Linked DNA regions of Homo sapiens: region 2 is linked to region 1. A link is an interaction called in ENCODE POLR2A ChIA-PET data of the cell type or tissue named here. Cell type or tissue: Panc1. All regions are shown on one strand.

Region 1 (4,000 bases):
GTAATCCAGTTAAGAAACTTACATCTTTAAGGAAATCTCCCTGTATAAGGGTGTCTGCTTCTCCTAGCCATCCTAATTGAACTTTTACTCATACCATGCTTCTTTGGTTTGAGTAAAATATGAATCCTCTATCTTGTTTTACCTAAGACTTGTCCCTTTAGAAATGCAAATTTAGAGCTGCCTAGCCAACAATTGTTTAGGGCAACAAGTAAATAGGTAATCAAAAGACTGGTGGTCTAAAGTGGGAAAGAAAAACCTAAAAACTGGCAAATGAAGAATCTTATAACTCTACCAAATCTGCTTCTGTCTGTCTGTGTATTTATATATGTCATGTGTGTGATGTTTCACTACCAAAATATATAAAGGAGCTCTAATTAATTGGCTTAAAAAGATAAGTGCTTAAACCAAATATTTTGTCAGAAAAATGGAAATTTGAATGCCTTTTAGTTCATATAATTTTAATAATCTTTGGTAAATAAAGACAATTTTTTAAGATAATTGGTAAAATATAATAAAAATGTCTTCAGAATTTAGACACTTGGTCTGAATTAGGCAGTTCGGATACTGTCTTTGCTAGATGTTTTAAGGTCATAAACTACTTCTGTGACATATTTTGATAATTGTTGGACTTGTCTGTTTTCCAGCCATTAGATTTTAGGTAAGGCCTGGGGCATGTGGAGTTAGCCATGTCCCCCCACTGTGCTAGGAAGAGTCAGACGTTGTTGGCAGCTCTATCCTTGTCCTGGGCTCTGCATCTGACACATGGTTAAAATTGCTTACTTACAAGGTTTTTCACTAAAAATAAATGTTGCTAAGAGTTAACATTGTAACATATGTAATGGAGAAGTTCACAAAAAGAGTCAAACTCTGTAAAATATTTGGAGAGATTTATCTGGAGCCACATATGAGTGACCAATGGCCTGTGACATAGCCCTCAGGAGATCCTGAGAACATGTGCCCAAGGTGGTCAGGGTACAGCTTGGTTTTTATACATTTTAGCGAGACATGAGACACCAGTCAATACATGTAAGATGTACATTGGTTCAGTCAAGAAAGGTGGGACAACTGGAAGTGGGGGCTTCCAAATCATAGGCAGATTAAAATTTTCTGATTGGCAATTGGTTGAAAGAATTATTATCAATAGAAAGGAATGTCTGGGTTATGATAAAGAGTTGTGGAGACCAAGGTTTTATCACACAGATGAAGCCTCCAGGTAGCAGTCTTCAGAGAGAATAGATTGTAAATGGTTCTTTTTTTTTTTTTTTAAGATGGAGTCTTGCTGTGTCGCCCAGGTTGGAGTGCAGTGGCCTGATCTTGGCTCACTGCAAGCTGCGCCTCCCGGGTTCATGCCATTCTCCCGCCCCAGCCTCCCGAGTAGCTGGGACTACAGGCGCCCGCCACCACGCCTGGCTAATTTTTTGTATTTATAGTAGAGGCAGGGTTTCACGGTGTTAGCCAGGATGGTCTCGATCTCCTGACCTTGTGATCCGCCCACCTTGGCCTCCCAAAGTGCTGGGATTACAGGCGTGAGCCACCGCGCCCGGCCTGTAAATGATTCTTATCAAACTTAAAGAGTCTATTCTATAAGTAAGTCCAAAAGAGAGGATGGCATAATGAGGCATGTTCCAGCTCCCCCTGTCCATCATGGCCTCAAACTAGTTTTTCAGGCTGACTTTGAAATGACCTTGGCAGAGAGGAAGGGTCCATTCAGATGGTTGGGGGCCTTAGAACATTTTTTGGTTTTACAGAGACTATCAGAGAAACAGTTTTACATGCAAAGTATATAAGGAAAGTAAAAAGTGTTTTTGGTAAAAGATTATAAAAAGGAATGGGAATACGGTTTTTGTTAAAGGTGAAGTAATTTTGTCTAATGTAGAGGTTTTTAAGGATTATCTTAAGTTAAAAGAAGGATAGGACAAAACCAAAGATTTAAGCAAGTTGTAGAAGATTTGTGAAAGACTCATCTTGTAAAAGAAGTTCTGTGGATGTAAGCAAGTTGGCCAAAATGTAAAGGGAGCTATTTAGTTTTTCTTTAAATTAAACATTAAGATAAAAAGCACACTAATATAGGGTCAGAATCTGGGCCCGTGTGTCAGAATAACAGGATTTCCTTGGAACATTGATCTGCTCTTTAATAGAAAATTGTAAAGAGTTATAGAGGTTTATGGAAATCTTACCTTATGTCCAAATGGTCAAACTGATTAAGATTGAATAGATTTGTTTATAAGGTTTTATCAAAAATTGGACCGGCCTGGGCAACATAAGGAGATCTTGTTGCTACAAAAAAATGTAAAAACTTACCAGGCCTTGGTGGTGTTCACCTGTAATCTCAGCTGCTTGGGAGACCGAGATGAGAGGATCGCTTAAGCTCAGGAGTTAGAGGTTCCAGTGAGCTGTGATCATGCCACTGCACTCCAGCCTGGGTCACAGAGTGAGATGCTGTCTCAAAAAAAAAAAAAAAAAAGATGGGGGGCGGTGGTGCTTAACACTAATAATACATGAATGCAAAGGTAAAATTTGGTTTTCTCTTTTGAACACAATTTTTATGTAATATTGAGATGATGAAAGATTTTTATTTTTTATTTTTTATTTTTTTGCCTTTTGAGTACACTGCAGGTAAAAAGGAGAGAAAAGAGGGGAAAGAGAAGAGAGAGGTTCAGGTTCAGTTGACCTCATGCTGTCTTTATTGAGTCTTGTTGTTTGGAAAGCTGTCTCCTCTATCAAAGAGTAAAGGTTTTTTGCCTCTTTGAAATTTTTGAGTTATCACTTCAGCTAAATAACCTGTGATTCTATTTTGCGATATAAAGTGTTTTAAACCTTTGGTATTTGACAAACCTTCCAAAATCAAAATCTCAGGTTCTAAATTCAACCCTTTTGGCCTCATTAACCTTTTAGGTATTAGGCTCCCTGAAGTCCAAAAGGCACATTTGCCTTATTTGGTATGTGAAAATCACACAAAAAGCATTGTTAAGTATGAAATAGTGTTTGACTTTCTTTGGGTTATATTTGTATGAATGTGTTATTTGTGTGTGTTCCAGAATTGTAGTGAGACTCCTGTAAGTCTAATATGACTTTGTGTATTTTATCAACAATAATTATGATTATGTTAAATCATTGTATGCCACAAAAATAAAGAAATTTGCTTGTCAGTTGTATTTTTAACCACGATTGTTCTAAGATGCTTGTCGTCCACAATTGTTGTTTTACTTTGATCCTTCTCAAAAGGTGGTTTTATAATCAGCTATAGGACTTTGTTGCGTGCTCTTGAATGCAGGTTCCTGATAACTTTAGAAATTGTACTATTGGAATAGAGAAAAAAACTTCCAGTACTCTCATGGAAAGCTGATGTTTCCATAAGGATTGCTGATCCAGTATCAAGTAGAACAGTCCATTCACATGGACTGAATGAACAGAATACTGAAATAATCTTTTAATGACTTTTTGCTTAAAACTTTGCTGATTTTTTTGTTTTGCTTTTCAGAGTCAAGAAAACTTCTTTTCTTTTGAGTTATTTATAGCTTCTAACAATTGAGCAAAATGTAAAACATATTTCTTTCTCTCTGCCTAATTTCTCTAGAATTTGGAGTATTGTGAGTATTCTTAACTTATGGCAATATGGTTATTTACGTAAGTACAGTAAAAATCTGTTTTGTTAACAGGACACAATTCGAGACGCTGGTTATTTTACCAAGGCTTTGACTAGAATGACATGTTTTCAGACTACTTTTAGGAATGAATGTTGACTTATAGAGCTGATAAAAGGCCCTTGGAAGAACTGGCCTCATGTCTGGTCCTGAAAAGGGTTCCTAGCCTGTGGTAAGTAAAGAATGTCATTTTCTGACAGCCCAGGAACCCCAAGTTATTTTGGAATGTTGAGAAGAGGGGAATTCACCCAACCCACACAGATATTTGCGGGTACAGATAAATCCTTGGCTGAGCTCAAGAGGCTTTTCAAAAGTCTACTCTGATGTTCTGTATATTAAAAAAAAATTCAGCAAAG
Region 2 (4,000 bases), 74 kb after region 1:
TTACCAGGATGCTTTGGAGAAAATTTGAGTTGGCAATCTCTGTTAAAGTATAATATTTGTGAGTTTATCTCAACCTGAATGGTCTAGCTTAAAAAAGAAAAACGTTATACTAGGTGGCTGCTTTTTCTATTTTAGTTTTTACTTAGAAGATAAATTTGTCAAATTAGAATGAGGCTAATTCTCCCAGGTTTCTCCCTAGTGCAGAGGAGGCAACAGCCAGGCAGATGCCCGATGCTGCTTCATGGAAGTCTGTTCTTCATTTGGGTCTTTTCTTTGAAAGTTTCTAAGGAGTCTGACAGGATACGCTTGTTGGAGGGTATAGCTGTCCATTTCTTTAAGAGTTTCTCTAGTTTGCTTGATCTGCAGCACTGAGGTTTTCTTGCTGCACAGAGTTCATTGAGGTGCACATTATAGTAACCCACTTTCCGGTATTATTACAGAGCGAAGGCTCCTTGTAAATAACCCAGTTCCTCTTTTTTTGTCTCCACTGTTTGGAAATTTTAAATCAGGGAAGCAACTCTCAGGTAAGTGGGATATTCTTACCGAAAATAAATTCTTGTGGACTTACTCCACTAAAATAAATTATTGGGCCTTTATTGTTGTATCCCCTTATCAGGAAAATCACCTATAATTTGTATGAGTCAGTTATATCCTATAATTAAGGAAGATTAAGGCCACAATGATTGAAATTAAATAATATTTTTGATCTAAATTTTTAATTGTTGTCTTTTTTCCCCTCTTCTATTTTGCAGTTCTTCGTGCCATGAAGGAGGACAGTGAAAAAGTTCCGAGCTTGTTAACTGATTATATTCTGAAAGGTGAGTTTTATAATGGTATAGGTGCGATGGCTGGGAGGTTTGGATTAGTCAGTAAATACATCGCCTTGCTAATACATTAGACAGTAACTTCCCAATGCACAACTTTCATTAATCTTATTATGCAGGGTGAGGATTAGCTACATGACTGACTTCTACCAACATTATATATCATGGTTTTATATAATTTAAGTTTTATTGGAGGTTCTGGGTTGGAAATAATCTCCACAGTTAAACTATAAACATCAAGAGAGGTAGTAGAAGAAAATTAGTGAGATGGCACCATAATCATGTGGGTATCAGATGTTGGCAGATTGGCACTGGGAAATTTGAGAAGGGTGGTCTCTGTCATCTTGAGGACAGTGGAAAGGAGGACAGATCATTAGTGAGGACGGATGAAGGAAGGAAGAGTCACATCTGTGAACAGTGCCAAAGGGAATACGAAAGGGACTGATGTAAGACACAGGGAGGGAAGCGGGGAAATAAAAAGAATGGACTTGCATAAACCCAGGAAAGTGAAAAAGCAGCCACAAATCTTAGAGGCAAGGTGAGGCTCACACAGGGTGGGAATATTGATGAGGCAAAAGAAGAGTGAGAGGTTGAGTTGCTTTGCCGAGAAAAGAGCAAAGTTTGGATGATAAAGAAGGGACGGAAGAACTTAATTAGAGGCAAAATTAATACTTTACGATGAAATATTTTTTTAAAGTAGCAGGTATTCAGGGACCAGATTTTGAAAGCATCACAAAATGCATCTTTGTAGTGTTTGATCAAATTTTGAGAGCAATCCTCTTCTAGTAACAGTCTTCTTCTCTGGGTTCTCTCTCTTCTCCATTAAAGTTAGCTGAGCACAAGGAAGATGAAGATTTCTGAGACATTAGAAACCTCTGATGGTCTTTTCTTAAACCATAGTGTCATGAAAGGGGAACCTCAGTAGTATACACAGGGTGCTCAAAGTGAATCACACATTTCACTTGTAAGAGTCTTGATGCGGTGAGAGTAAGAAGCATGAGCTAGACACTAGTGGGTTGACACTGGAGTAGAACAGACTGAGTTGACATCATTTTAAAAAATAAGCTTTTTTTCTGATGGAGGACTTTTTCTCCCTATAAAATTCTGAAAAATTTTTTTTTTAATACCTGACATCTTTGTTTGCTTTTGTGTTGTGCTAGCATTGGTATGAAAGCTGGATTGTTCTGAGGTTCGTTCTTCTAGATGTGAAACAGGAATGAGACGAACATAAAGAACATGTCTTAAATTTTAATTATATCGGGTTCCTAGGCCTCTATGAGGGCCAGAGATAGAATGAGCTTCTGAAGCATTCTCTAGCTATTTTAGCATTTAACTGCATGGAAGGATGTTATGACCCAAAGAACAGAGTCCTCTGGGGAAAAATGATTTTTAATTCTTTACTCTGAAAACCTAGGACTATAATTGTGAACCTACCTATACCGCATGCCTTAGGGAAGCAGCACCCATCTAATTCTGCTCCTCATGCTCGGGCCGCTGGCTCCTGTCTGTAAGCCCAGTTCTATCTATACTGTACCTGCTTCTGATGAGCTGTCTGTGTGCATGTGTTGTGGTTTTGTCTTGGCTTTGTATTGTGAGGACTGGGTGGAAAAGCAGCAAGGATTTAGACTACAGTGGAGACTGTAGTCAGAGAAAATGAAGACGGGAGTGCAATGTGGAGATGTATTTACCCAAATGTGTGTGGGAAGGTGGGGAAGTCGGGTCATTGAAAATGCTCTTTTCCACCCATCCTGAAAGTTCACAGCTGGTTAACTGTTCCTCTTCCTTGGGGACCAATAATACGACACTTTGCCCGGGAGGGGGATATTGCTCAAGGGGAGAATACTCCTTCCCCTTTTTTGGGTGGTTTGTTGTTGTTTTAACACAGATGAGAGTGTGGCTTGGCTGCCTAAATACACCACTTAGTTTTAATGCAAATGTCAGAAGTGAAAGAAGGTAGAAAAGTGGTCTCATTTGGCCTGAGAAAAGGGAGTAGGGTGGGCACTGTATGGGCTAATTGAGCTTCTCTTTCTCGCACCTGCCTAATGACCCCACTGCAGCCTGCCGCCACTGCTGCCTTGACAGTAGTACCCAAGGCTGATTCTGAAGTAATGTACGCGTGGCTGCTGCCGTGCTGCTAGTTAGGAATAAAAATGTGTGCAGAAACTTGCACCCTTCTTTGACTTCCCTAGGGATCCTGTTTGTTGTGTCACAAGCCTCATGGTATAGGGCGAATGTTAGGGGCTTCTATCTCCAAGTGGCACCCTAAGAGACATGGCCTTTTGGTATCTCATTTCTGGGAAATTCTAATGTGTGTTGAGAGAACTCATCCTTGTTGGGTATAGCCTCTTAAAACCTTTAAAAAATTGCTACATAGATCTTTGCATTAACATTTAGTTCTCATTACTTAATGGTTTTTAAATGTACATGTAAAATGTATGTTTTGTGTAAATGTATACAAAATATACATTTGTAGCTAAAAGTTCTCTTTTTCTTCTAGTTCTGTGTCCTACATAGAGCAGCAACTTTATCTGCGGTGGGCTCCAAGCTAGATTTCCGACAGCATTATTCTGAGAGCTGGCTACCATTACCCTTCTTGCTATTGGAAACTCAGCACATTTGAACTTGGGTTTGATTCAGTATTAACAGATCTTGACTACACTAATTCTTTATATTATAGAACCAACGGAAATATGGGCACTATTTTGAATTCTAGAGATGGTTTTTGTTAAATCTACTAATAAACTGTTCTCTTAGTAGATTAAGAGAGAGTAATATTAATTGTGCATGTGCAGTTGTATTTCTCATTAACTGACAGTATGCCCATTTGTTTTTATGGCTTTCTTATCTAAACTGCACTGATGAACTAGATTAAAGCCTTGGGAGATTTATACTATAAATTCAGTGATGGCAAGAACCAACACTGTTTTTTTGTGAGAATTGTCAGTGTAACTATTACCTACCAGTATTGTTCAGAGAGATTGAAACAGAATAAACGGGCTGTTCTTGAAGAAGCAAAACCAGAATATGCATTACTTTGGTTTAATACTTAGTGCTAACATTGAAACTGTTGGTGGTGATGGATTTTGTAGCTTGCTGCTTGTTTCACCACTGGTCAAATTTTAACCATTAAATTGCCATTCACTTTTAGAATCTTGTATTTAAGTTTTGATTTTCAA

Evidence for each region. Peaks named below come from ENCODE experiments on the same cell type or tissue, not always from the same donor. Only the 100,000 strongest peaks of a DNase experiment are listed, where the experiment ranks them.
Region 2: POLR2A ChIA-PET joins it to region 1 with 10 read pairs; 5 of 35 experiments call an interaction of 5 or more read pairs at or near these places.

The regions. Positions count from the first base shown.
Region 1 is chr2:36,626,792-36,630,791 of GRCh38, reverse strand. No RefSeq gene overlaps it. Among named protein-coding and RNA genes, the nearest start is that of FEZ2, 31 kb to the right of the region's middle. In Panc1, no CTCF peak of the experiment used is centred here; no DNase peak of the experiment used is centred here.
Region 2 is chr2:36,552,501-36,556,500 of GRCh38, reverse strand. FEZ2 (fasciculation and elongation protein zeta 2) reads left to right here. Exons shown (of 8, transcript NM_005102.3): 7 at 753-818; 8 at 3,322-4,000. The coding sequence ends at 3,338. Among named protein-coding and RNA genes, the nearest start is that of FEZ2, 44 kb to the left of the region's middle. In Panc1, no CTCF peak of the experiment used is centred here; no DNase peak of the experiment used is centred here; H3K27ac peaks cover 4,000 bases.